Regions from separate parts of the Homo sapiens genome. Here all the other regions are linked to region 4. Evidence: chromatin contacts called from ENCODE Hi-C or POLR2A ChIA-PET data. All regions are on one chromosome and are shown on one strand. Each heading gives the region's core, a stretch centred on a gene start or an enhancer-like site at or near the end of the contact. The rest is flanking DNA. Distances are from core to core; before and after follow the strand shown. Region 1 holds the start of SCYL2 (SCY1 like pseudokinase 2). Region 2 holds the start of DUSP6 (dual specificity phosphatase 6). Region 3 holds the start of ARL1 (ARF like GTPase 1). Region 4 holds the start of FGD6 (FYVE, RhoGEF and PH domain containing 6).

Region 1 (2,700 bases), core at 1-2,500, 5.0 Mb before region 4:
AATAAGACAGCAAACCAAACAACAACAAACCTGCAAAGTCCAAAAGGAATCTTCAAGCACCTGACTTTCAAGCCATCACCAGAACATAATGGGGTTTTACAGTGGCAGGCTGATTTGGAGCATTTTTGCTAAACTATTTATTTTTCAGAACGGAGATAGGCTACTTAGAAAACTCACTCATAGTATCCAATGTTTTTAGAAAGTGTCATCACAAATAATTCCTGAGTTTGACGTACTAAAAAATAGTTGACACCTTCCAATGAAGTCACTACAGGCATAGCGCTTTTAAGCAGCTTGTCTGGAGCCTCCTCGAGTGCCTTAGAGGGTGGATTTGATAATATGGCCTCCTTAATTACGGATCACAGGTATGTGCTCAAAGTCCAATAAGTTTTTGCAAGCTTTATCGGTCTAAACCCTCCTCCATCCGTATTCTCCCGTTTAGAAAAACAAGACTGCAGGAGTAACCGTGGGGTTTTTTCTCTTAACAAAACCCCTGCCCCACCCACCTCACACACAATAACCTTCCATTCCAGAACTAAAGCTACTGTCAGAGAAGGACGGCGGGCGGCAGGGCCCTGGCTGGTGACCCAGGCTACCGGATTCCGGACCTCAGAACTGAGGTGAACTCTCTCACCCGGTCCTAGAGTAGTGTCCAATGTCCCCGAAAGGTACTACGTTCTCCACCACCGAAACCCGAGCTCTCGAGCCGGCATGGGGGGCTCTCCCTCCGGCAGCTGACTTCGATCCCGGGTCTCCCGTCGCCTCAAGGCCTCTTTCGAGGACTCGGCCCTCTCGGATCCGCTCCCCGGAGCTCGCTGCTCGTCCAGCCCCGCTTTGCGCGGGCGCCGACCGCCGATCGCCCGGCCGGCCGCCGGCAGGCCCGTCACCAGGCAACACCCACCAGCCTGAGCGGCCCTGGGAGGCCTAACCCGGGCGCGAGTCCTCCATTCCCTCCTCGCCGGCTCCGGGAGCCCAGGCGAGAGAGCCGCCGGTGAGGGAGGTCGGTCGGTGCCGGCGGCCGGTCACTTACCTCTTCCTTCTTCCAGGAGGGGCGGTGCTGGGGCTCTTTCCCCCCGCCCCCCTAATAAACGCCTCCTGGCTGTTCCTGCTCTGCCTTCGTGCCTGGCCACTGACTCTGGCTTTACTCCATATCCTCCGCCGCCCCCGCGGCCGCAAACGTCGGAGCTAGAAGGAAAGGGGTGGGGAGGGGAGGGACCGGGGACGAAGAGTAAGGGAGGGGGAAAAAGACTAAAAGACCTGCCGGCCGGGGGCATGACGTCACTTCCTGCCGGTTCGGAAGAGGCGGAGCCAGTACTTCTCTCCGCCCCGGGTGTCAGGTGGGGCGGGGCTATGGTGCCAGGGGAGGAGCCAGCGCGCGAGCTTATGGCGGTTCTTTTGACTCCGAGGTTCCGTAGACTTGTCAGTCAGAACGAGCTTCCGGGCCCAGGGCTGAACGGGCCAAGTTCCAGGAACCGTAGAGATGGCTTCTGCCGGAAAAGGAGGACAGGTAGCCCTGTATATCCTAGCCAAATGTGCAGTGAAGGTGGAGGGGGCAGCTGAAGGGAGCAGGCGGCTGGGACTCTGCTCCTCATTGGTCCAGGGCCCCGCCCATTTCCTAGCCCCGCCCCCTTCCTGCCCTACCAGGCACTGGACTGGGGGACCCAGGACTGAGGCTTTTTAGGGGTTACTGTGGTGAAGTGCCCTTGGAGCGTGCAGGAAAGCGTTTTTTCTCAAACTTTAATATACATACGAATCCCTAGGATCTTGTGAAAGTGCAAATTCTGATTGAGGAGTAGGGTCTGATAATCTGCGTTTCTAATACATGTCCAGATGGCACCAATGCTGCTGGTCCCTAGGCTACACTTACAGCAACAAGGGGTTAATGTACTAGAGGGCAAATTCCTTGAGCTAGAGGAGTTATTTCTTTAATCTAGCCTACTTGTTTAATGAAGGTTAGAGAGGTAGACTGTCTATGGAAAACAGGCTGTACCGCTGTATTTTCCACCTACCCCGTCGAGTACCCTCCTGCCCACCTCCGCCCATCACTTTCTGGCCTCCCCTCCTCAGTCTCCGCTCTGCCCACAATGTCTGGGGATAAGATTTCTTGAGTGATTAGACGGGTAACTTCTGTTACAGAAGGAATTTGAGGGTGGTGGATTTTTATTTCTGTCATTTTATCGTAAACATATGTATAGTTGGGCATACTTTTGCGGTTATGCATAGTTGGAGAAGAGAGCTTAAGTTCTTGGATTCTACCCACTTCCCCCTGCAAATCTAGAAAAAACATTCTAGAAGTTCTAAGTTATTCCCTTATCATTCTTTAATTTTTTTAATTAATTTTAATTAAATTTAATTTTAATTAAAATTTTACTGGGGTACGGAAGAATGAAGAATGACTGCGAACTATAGGTTTCTTTGTGGAATGATGCAATGGTCTGAAATTAGATAATAGTGATGGCTGCACAACTTTGTGAATGTACTAGAAACACTGAATTGTACACTTTAAAAGGGTACATCCTCTTTCATCAGCCACCATTACAATCCTTCTTCCCCAAGGTTACTCGTTTGAAGTTTATTCTTCCAGATCTTTCTATTTATTTACATACATTTTTACATAGGTTGGGAATTCATTTTTACCTAAGTAGGATAATAATATACAAGTTGTTCTGCTCAGCTCATTTTTAAAAAATTTTTGTTTTG
Region 2 (2,700 bases), core at 5-2,504, 5.9 Mb after region 4:
GCCCCGTGCCCAAGCGGGGAGACGGGGACGGCGGGGCGGTGGCAGGGAGCGCAGCGCGCAGGCGCGGCTGGTGCTCCCCGGAGTGCCCGGCGCTGGACAAAGGGAGGAGGCGGCGGCAGGAGAGGGCTGGGGAGGCCCCCTCTGACATGCCTCCCTGCCAACTGTAACCAATCGTCGAGCCCCCCTGCCGAGCCCCCGCAGCCTGCAGGTCTTGCGGGAGGACTTCCTCACGCCTCGCCCATGGCGGGGACTGCTGGCCCGGCCCGGCGCGTCCCAGCACACCTCGCTCAGGCAGCCCCGCCAGACCGGCTCCCCCGTCAGAAGCCGAGCTCCTTGCCCAGAAATCATTAACCAGCGCGACCTCCCAGCAGGCGATGGTGGTGGTGGGGCGGGGGGAGAGATATAGATTCCCCCGAACAATGGCTTGTAACTCCCCACGCCGCCGGAGCGGAATACAGTAAAAGCACTGGACTGACCTAAGAGTTTGTTTCTGCACTCTACATTGTTTTAATGAAAATAAAATGTTATTTTAAGAAAAAAGGTTTTCTTCTGATTTTCTGCACAACCAGACGTTTGTTTGTTTGCTTTAAAATGTTTCAACAAAATCCTGGTTTGTTTCGAAATATGTTGGATTAGCATTTAACACCTCATCGGTCACTAAAGCCCAGTCAGTTCACCAGCCCCAACACAGCCTCGGCTAAAAGAACATCAGAGCAAACAGAGCTGGGCCTTTAAAAGTGGCAAACAAATGCCACACACCGCCTAAAGAAGGGGGGTTGGGGGAGGGGAGGGTTAAGGCGAACTTGGGTCCAAATGAGTTTGAAGGGAATACAAAGAACGAAAAGTCAGCACAAGTTTTCCTAAAGCTAGCTCGCGAACGCAAGCGTCGCGAACAAGGGCTTTTGTGCATGCTAATTGCGCCATTGGTGCGCAAAAGTTCCGACGCGAAGTGTGAACTCTCAACAGAAGGAAACATGAGACAACTGAAGTGCCCTGGTTTATGTGCCCTGCTCCTCCTCCGCTGCCGCCTCCCCTTCTTTCTCCTTCCTCCCGCCGAGCCCGCTGTTGCAGCTTGTTTGCACTGGGGCTTATCCGGAGCGGAAATTCCTTTCCGTTTTTGTGAATGACAAACTCATTAACAATTCATCAACACAACCTGTTCCAGCCGGCCCGTCCCCACGGCAACAGCCCCTTCCGCAGCACGCTCATTGGCTGGCCCGGAGAATGTATCCATTGAGACGCTCGCTGTTTGTATCCATTGAGGAGCTGCCTCGCGCAGGGGGTGTGCGAGGCTGAGTCCAAGAGATAGCAAATCGAGTCTTAAATAATCCGGGGAGAAAGACGCCCGGGTAGATTTGAGGTGCAGCCTTGGAGGGAGGGATTAGAAGCCGCTAGACTTTTTTTCCTCCCCTCTCAGTAGCACGGAGTCCGAATTAATTGGATTTCATTCACTGGGGAGGAACAAAAACTATCTGGGCAGCTTCATTGAGAGAGATTCATTGACACTAAGAGCCAGCGGCTGCAGCTGGGTGCAGAGAGAACCTCCGGCTTTACTTCTGTCTCGTCTGCCCCAACCGCTAGCCTCGGCTTGGGTAAGGCGAGGCGGAATTAAACCCCGCTCCGAGAGCGGCAGCTTCGCGCGCGGTGCGCTCGGCCTATGCCTGCCCCGAGGGGCGTCTGGTAGGCACCCCGCCCTCTCCCGCAGCTCGACCCCCATGATAGATACGCTCAGACCCGTGCCCTTCGCGTCGGAAATGGCGATCAGCAAGACGGTGGCGTGGCTCAACGAGCAGCTGGAGCTGGGCAACGAGCGGCTGCTGCTGATGGACTGCCGGCCGCAGGAGCTATACGAGTCGTCGCACATCGAGTCGGCCATCAACGTGGCCATCCCGGGCATCATGCTGCGGCGCCTGCAGAAGGGTAACCTGCCGGTGCGCGCGCTCTTCACGCGCGGCGAGGACCGGGACCGCTTCACCCGGCGCTGTGGCACCGACACAGTGGTGCTCTACGACGAGAGCAGCAGCGACTGGAACGAGAATACGGGCGGCGAGTCGGTGCTCGGGCTGCTGCTCAAGAAGCTCAAGGACGAGGGCTGCCGGGCGTTCTACCTGGAAGGTACGCGCCCAGGGAACTCCGCGCGCGGGGCAGGGCTAGGGGCGCAGGGCTGCGGGCGGGGCGCGTGGATTGAAAATACCTCTGCTCCGCTCAGCTGGAGCTTCGGAGCCGCGCTGCCCGCCTAGGGACCGGCAGCCGGCGAGGTAGGGGCCGCGAACCGCGCGTTCCGCACCAGAGAACCGGGCCGGCTCAGAATCCACTCGCTTCCGGCTGCGGGTACCGGCGGTTTCTTTCTAACGGGTTCTGCGCCTTCTTAGCCAGAACATCCTCCACCATCACCCTGTTTTCTATCGTTCGATTTTGAATTAAGATTTGCAGGACGGGAGAGATTGTTGGGGATGCAAATTGGCACATCTTAGCTCTCAAAATATTCCAAAAAGTTGCCATTTTGTCTATTTCCGGATTCAAGCGAATAAGGGTTCCCTGGCGAGGCGGGCCCGTTCGTTCCATTCCCGATGGTGCACATTTAAAGTGTGTTTCTCTTATAGATGGTTCTGTATGTAGGGGGTTCGTAGGATGCTTGTGGTGTTTCTTGCGCCGGGCTGCGGTTCTTACAAGCTGTGAAAACTACTACGGCTTCTCAGG
Region 3 (2,833 bases), core at 166-2,665, 6.2 Mb before region 4:
CACCTGGCCGACCTTAAATATTCTTAGCACAAAATAAACATATACACACAAGCACACACGACTATGTGAGGTGATGGGTATGTTATCATTTCACAACATATACAACTATGAAAACATCACATGGTACACTGTAAATATATACAATTTTTATTTAAAGCTAGAAAAATTCTTTTAAAATAAACTAAAAAGGCAGTCCATAAGCTTCTGTTGAATGGATGAAAATCTCTACCATAAATAAAAACATAATATGCAAAGGTATTAATAAGATTTGGAAGAAAACCTAAGAGAGTATTAACAGTAGTGACTACTGGGGATCACCGAGATACAGGGTATTAGGGATGGAAGGTTTACTTTTCTCTTTTTTTTTTTGAGACGGAGTGTCGCTCTGTCGCCCAGGCTGGAGTGCAGTGGCACGATCTCGACTCACTGCAACTTCTGCCTCCTGAGTTCAAGTGATTCTCCTGCCTCAGCCTCCTGAGTAGCTGGGACTACAGGCGCCCGCCACCACGCCTGGTGAATTTTCTGTATTTTTAGTAGAGACGGGGTTTCACCGTGTTAGCCACGATGGTCTCGATCTCCTGACCTCGTGATCCGCCCGCCTCGGCCTCCCAAAGTGCTGGGATTACAGGCGTGAGCCACCGCGCCCGGCCGGAAGGTTCACTTTTCAATGGATCTTTGGGAAGTTTCAAAACATACATGCTCAACCTTTAAAAATTTCTCTAGGGGAAATCCCTTCTCCACATCCTATAGGTGTGCTTCCTTCTTCCTCTCCACACACTTCACTATCAAAACCTACATTACTTCCAACAGTCGACCCTCGAGGGAATAAGTCCCTGGTCCCCACGATCGGGACCAGCCAGTCCACACTGCCGACCCCTGAAAGGCGGTCTCAGCTGCTCGGTCAGCGAGAAAAAAAGCCGGCGAGGTCCTCGTCCTGCAGGCCACAGCGAAGACAAAAACCTCTGGTTACTGGCCTCAGGTGCAAGGCTGCTCCGCATTGGCAGCGCGGTACCATTCCTATTATTATTACGTAGTCTTGTTTCTTTCTGGGAGAAAGCACCTAGGGAGAGTTGGGCTGGCCCCGCAGGGCGCTCCGGGACACGCGTCCTCTGCAACGCCGCAGCCTGCGCCAGCGTTCGACCGGGACGACTCATCGAGGCCCGACTCGCATTTTCAGTTGTCAGATTCGCCACTTTTTGGTGTCAGAATTTAAAACAAAAATTCCAATTTCTCTATTTCAGAAGCTCTTTCTGTCCAGAAAAACACAAGCAGGAGAGACTTCAGGTTTTTGAATTATTCGTCTCTTCTGGCCTCCACGGTATCTACATCCAGTGAGCGGGGACCGTGAGTCGAAAGCGACGACGCGGATGCTCAGGCCACCGTTCCCGGCGCGCAGTCGCAGCTGACCCTCGCTCCCGCCCCCGCCTGGAGTCCGACGTGGAAGTTGCTGGCTGACTGGGCTTGCGAGGAAACCGCCTCGGAGCTGCAGCCGAAGGCCAAGGAATCACTGAAGATCGGCGAGGGAGGACAGGGGGTTCATCATGGGTGAGGGGTTCGAGAAGGGCACCTGGGCGCGCTCGAGGGAGCCGCGGCCGAGGGCTGGGGTGCAGAGGAGGAGAGGGGCCGGCCAGGATACCCTAGAGTAGCCAGCTCCTCAGGGGGCGGGTCGCGGAGGACTTGACTCACTTTGGATCTTCATCTGTAGGGGTGGATCCGGCCTCTCGCGTTCTCCTCCGTCCTCTCTCGGTTCCCCTTGATTCCTGCGGGGTCCAGGGACCCGGACAGCTTGGGGACGTCCGCAGAGCCTGGGTTCGAGTTCTTTACCCTTATCATGAAGTTTTCCCTCATCCCCAGCTCCACTTGCTGGGCAGAGTTGTTCTTGCGGAGGCTGGCAACGCGTCAGTCGCAGGTTCGCCGAGGTTTCTTGGTGAAAGATGAGCTGCGGCCCCAGAGTGGAAGCTTAATCATTCTCTTTACCAGGGGCGCTGGGACGGCGTCAGTTTGAAAAACCTGAGAGCAGGTGTTGCTTATGTTGTTTTATGGCCAGTTTGGCATTTGTCTGCTAATCTGCTGTAGCGTTTCATGTAATAATACGGGTATTTCTAGTCGGCAAATGAAACTTTATTCTTGGTTCTTGGCCCGCTGATTGAGGGAACTGCATTCTCACAAGCATCAGGTAACACCCTCGCCCCGCTAGAACCCAAGTGAGGGTGCACATTCTTTAACTCGTTTCTCACCCTCCAAATGAAGGTGCAGATTCTTTGGCTTGGTTAAATCCCTCCACAGTTTTCTGGGGAGCATACTTCTTGCTCCCAAGCATCACAGGCGCTGTCCTGTCTTCCATAACCGCCTTCAGTTTTGTTCCGCCTCTCTTCTACCTGTAAATGGTAGAAAGGACTTTGTCAAGTCACACCTATTCTGTTGAACTTTCCCAAGGTTCTCTAGCCCATGGTGTTGTTCATTTTTCAACTCGCAGCTCTTAGTTATGCCATGTCTTTGCCAAATAACAGTGTGGCATCACTTCTGATGTTAACTATTTTTTTTTGTATTAATGTAACTTGTTTTTAATCTTCTCTAATGGCTCTGGATGGGAAAAGGACTGTGCTTTTTATCCTACACAATACTTGGTGTACAGGAAGCTTTCTGGGAATATTTTGTGATGCATTGGATAGAGCTTTATTATTTTTAAAAGTGGGTTTTTTGTCAAAAATAGTTATTGTTTTCAGCTTTTTTCTCAATTTCTTGTACTAGCTATATTGCTTCGTGGAGAACTCTGATTGAAGTTGGTTATAGTGGTACTGCTGCTGTACAGTACTTTTCCTGTGCGAGGATT
Region 4 (2,700 bases), core at 178-2,677:
CTCTTTCCCTGTAATACATTTTCTCCTGCCGGTTTTTCTAATCCAATTCATAGTTAAAGATTCACCTCGGATATCGCGTACTGGGTGTAGCCTCTGGGAGGCCGCAAGAACAGAAATTAATCCTTCAATGACAGTTTGTACATATTTCAACATTTAGCATTCTGTCCTGTCTGTGCCTCGCTCTCTCGCTGTATGGCATGGGCCACTTCATTTTTAAATTTTCTTAAAATCTAGTTGGATAAATGAAAGTAAAGCGTATACATGCAATACACATACGTACAGGGGTGCGAGTTTTGACCTGTGTCTGATGGAAAAAAATGGCATCAAAAACACTCGCCCGATTTTTTTCATTCAAGATGGCAGAGAACGTCTTAAAATAGTCCCACACAAAAGCACTCACATCTAGAGCCCCGAGTCAGAAGAACTGGCTACACCTAGCGCAACAGCAAAGGACAAAAGAATCGAATCTAGATGCTGAGATGCCCTGGCCCTAACTACCCACAGTAGGTCCCACAAATAGACTTTAAACCGTGTTAGAAAACGGGCACCTGCTGCCTTCATTCCGAGGGCCACGCCTTGACGGTGAACAGTGACCTGAAGCACTCTGGATACTGACCCAAAAAAATCGCGGATGGAAAAGGAGGAGGCTAAGTTGTGACTATCTAAAAGGCACGATTCGGCCCCGCCCCAGCCGGGCGCAGTCCCCCCCGCCGCACATCCATTCCCAGGAAGGAAGAGACACCGCTCCAGCCCAGAGCCTGGCAACCGGGCACCGTCTGGGAATTCTGGGCGGGCCCGAGATAGAGGCCGGCCACGGCCAGGGCGCCTCTGGCTACACCTGTCAGGCGACGACGGACTCTAGGCCCTGAAATCGCTGGGGTTCGGTGGTCGAGGCCAGCTGGAGCGCGTCACCCGATCCCTCGCCCCGGGAACGCCTTGCTTCCTCGATTTCCGTCTCGTCCTTCTCAAACAAAGGCAATCCACACCCACCGCCATTTTCCTCTTACCTCAAAAACCACCTCTTCGTCAAACTCCGGTGTCATCCTTCTCCGCCATGCCACCCGCCTCAGCACGATGGGAAATGAAGGCGGGAGTACAGGCGGCACGGAGCTCCAGCTCCTGCCCGTCCCGTGGGTCCAGAAAACTACAATTCCCAATATGCCTCGCCGCTCACGCCCCCTTTTCGAGCCCGCTTATTGGAGAAGAGAGTGAGCGTGTAAGCGAGAGAGGCGGGAGCGAGCTGAAGCTCGAGCCCTCCGATTGGAGGAGGCTAGGGCTTTTGTCTGCCTTTTACGGCCGCGACTAGCAGGGGGCGCCCGGAGCACTGCTGATTTTTGGAGCCCGAGAAGGGCACGCGCCAGCGGAGCCGAAGAGAGCACTGCTCGTGCCCGCGCCTGGCTGTCAGCCTGCCGCTCTGCGGGGCGGTGCTAGTGCTCGCCCGCCCGACCCCGGCGGCTCGCGCCCGGGAGCGCCGCAGGGTCGCTAGAGTCGGCCGCGTCCTTTGTGTGGCGCTCAGGCTGCGCCGCGGGGCGGCGGGACGGAATGTGGGCGCTGCGGGGGCTTTTCTCTCCTACCCGAACTGTGGGAACAATGGACTGAAAGGGGAAGATGGATTGAGGGGCCGAGCGGGGAAGCGAGCTGCACCGGGGAATCATGACTTCTGCAGCCGGTAAGTGACGGCGCTCGCGCTGCCGCGGGAAAGTTTGTGGCGAGCGCTGCTAGGCTTGGGCTCGCGAGCAACTTTCTTCGCCGGGGTGGGCGAGTTGTGTGCCCCGTACCTTTGCCGAGCACCTCGGCAAGCGCGGAGCTAATGGGATTCGCTGCCGGCTTTCTCGTCTTTTCCTGCCCAGAGGGGCTGTTTGGAAACCCGGGATTTCTCGGGATCTCCCTTCCAAGGGGGACTGTGCTGGGGGCTCTGCACCAGGTGAAATGCGATGTGTGAAGGGCGTTCGCTCATCTCTCCAGCAGTGCGAGGACTTCGCCTTTGCATGTGAAAATAGTGTAGATTCCCAAGTTAATAGATCAGTTATTATAGGTAAAGGCAGTGTTCTCAGCGTGTTCAATTTGGCCACTAAGTGAGTCGCTTTCAACCTTGTATCTGCTGGTAAACCTTTTACCCATTTTAAAGAGGCGTAGACATTGTCATGTCCTGGTGGTTTTACCTCTGTTACCTGAGAAGCAGAGGAGTTGAGATTGTTGAGGTTTTTTTTTTTTTTTTTTTTTTGCTTGTCTGCACCCAATTACAATTATTTTGTTTGTTTCTACCTGATTAGGGTAAACAAAGCTTTATTTTCTGTCTGCCTCCCATAGTTCTTTCCCCTTCATCCAAATGACAAAGCCTCTATCTTTGTGTGGATTTTCAGCAATTCTAGACGTTGTGTTTCTGAACATTCTTAAGGAACAATTTCTGTTTTACAAAATAATTACCAAAGTGGTGTTACGTTCACTTCGTAAGTACATAGGTTAATTTTTAAACCAGAACTTATGTATTAAGTAGAGTGTTATGGGTTATTTTACGTTTTTGTCCACGTTGAAACTTTCATTAGAAATTTTATAGTGAAATAGTTTAAAGCTTCTTCTCAAGGTTACTTCCAGAATCAGCACTTAAGTATCAGATTAAATTTTCATTGCTTTTCTTGGCATTTGTTTAAAATTCTTGCAACTTGAAACTGTCCAACAGCACTCAAATGTTCTGATTTG

Evidence for each region. Hi-C counts contacts between places; a loop is a spot of excess contacts on that map. ChIA-PET counts read pairs that join two places held with the same protein, here RNA polymerase II (POLR2A). Pooled maps may share reads with other maps.
Region 1: a loop to region 4 is called in a map of B cell, with 19 times the contacts of the local background. The contact joins the promoter of SCYL2 here to the promoter of FGD6 in region 4. A Hi-C loop is called at or near these places in 2 of 168 maps with a recorded cell type or tissue (B cell and naive thymus-derived CD4-positive, alpha-beta T cell) and 9 of 50 pooled maps.
Region 2: a map of CD4-positive, alpha-beta memory T cell shows a loop between it and region 4 (12-fold over the local background). The contact joins the promoter of DUSP6 here to the promoter of FGD6 in region 4. A Hi-C loop is called at or near these places in 1 of 168 maps with a recorded cell type or tissue (CD4-positive, alpha-beta memory T cell) and 5 of 50 pooled maps. POLR2A ChIA-PET finds 5 or more read pairs at or near these places in 1 of 52 experiments (activated naive CD8-positive, alpha-beta T cell).
Region 3: a loop to region 4 is called in a pooled map, with 8 times the contacts of the local background. The contact joins the promoter of ARL1 here to the promoter of FGD6 in region 4. A Hi-C loop is called at or near these places in 3 of 50 pooled maps.

Annotation. Positions count from the first base shown.
Region 1 is chr12:100,265,727-100,268,426 of GRCh38, reverse strand. SCYL2 (SCY1 like pseudokinase 2) reads right to left here and starts at 1,250. Exons shown (of 18, transcript NM_017988.6): 1 at 635-1,250. It overlaps DEPDC4 (DEP domain containing 4), which reads left to right and starts at 1,348. Exons shown (of 10, transcript NM_001364818.2): 1 at 1,348-1,507. The coding sequence starts at 1,351. RefSeq lists enhancers at 616-675, 686-755, 1,426-1,505 and silencers at 826-905, 1,006-1,055.
Region 2 is chr12:89,351,055-89,353,754 of GRCh38, reverse strand. It overlaps DUSP6 (dual specificity phosphatase 6), which reads left to right and starts at 1,254. Exons shown (of 3, transcript NM_001946.4): 1 at 1,254-2,115. The coding sequence starts at 1,716. All of the region lies in intron 9 of POC1B-DUSP6 (POC1B-DUSP6 readthrough), which reads left to right. RefSeq lists a silencer at 1-308 and an enhancer at 2,128-2,700.
Region 3 is chr12:101,406,354-101,409,186 of GRCh38, reverse strand. ARL1 (ARF like GTPase 1) reads left to right here and starts at 1,415. Exons shown (of 6, transcript NM_001177.6): 1 at 1,415-1,545. The coding sequence starts at 1,542. RefSeq lists enhancers at 1,753-1,802, 1,883-1,932.
Region 4 is chr12:95,216,194-95,218,893 of GRCh38, reverse strand. FGD6 (FYVE, RhoGEF and PH domain containing 6) reads left to right here and starts at 1,427. Exons shown (of 21, transcript NM_018351.4): 1 at 1,427-1,669. The coding sequence starts at 1,654. VEZT (vezatin, adherens junctions transmembrane protein) reads right to left here and starts at 1,087. Exons shown (of 12, transcript NM_017599.4): 1 at 1,008-1,087. The coding sequence starts at 1,043. RefSeq lists enhancers at 219-268, 869-1,108, 573-1,168, 1,169-1,763 and a silencer at 1,339-1,568.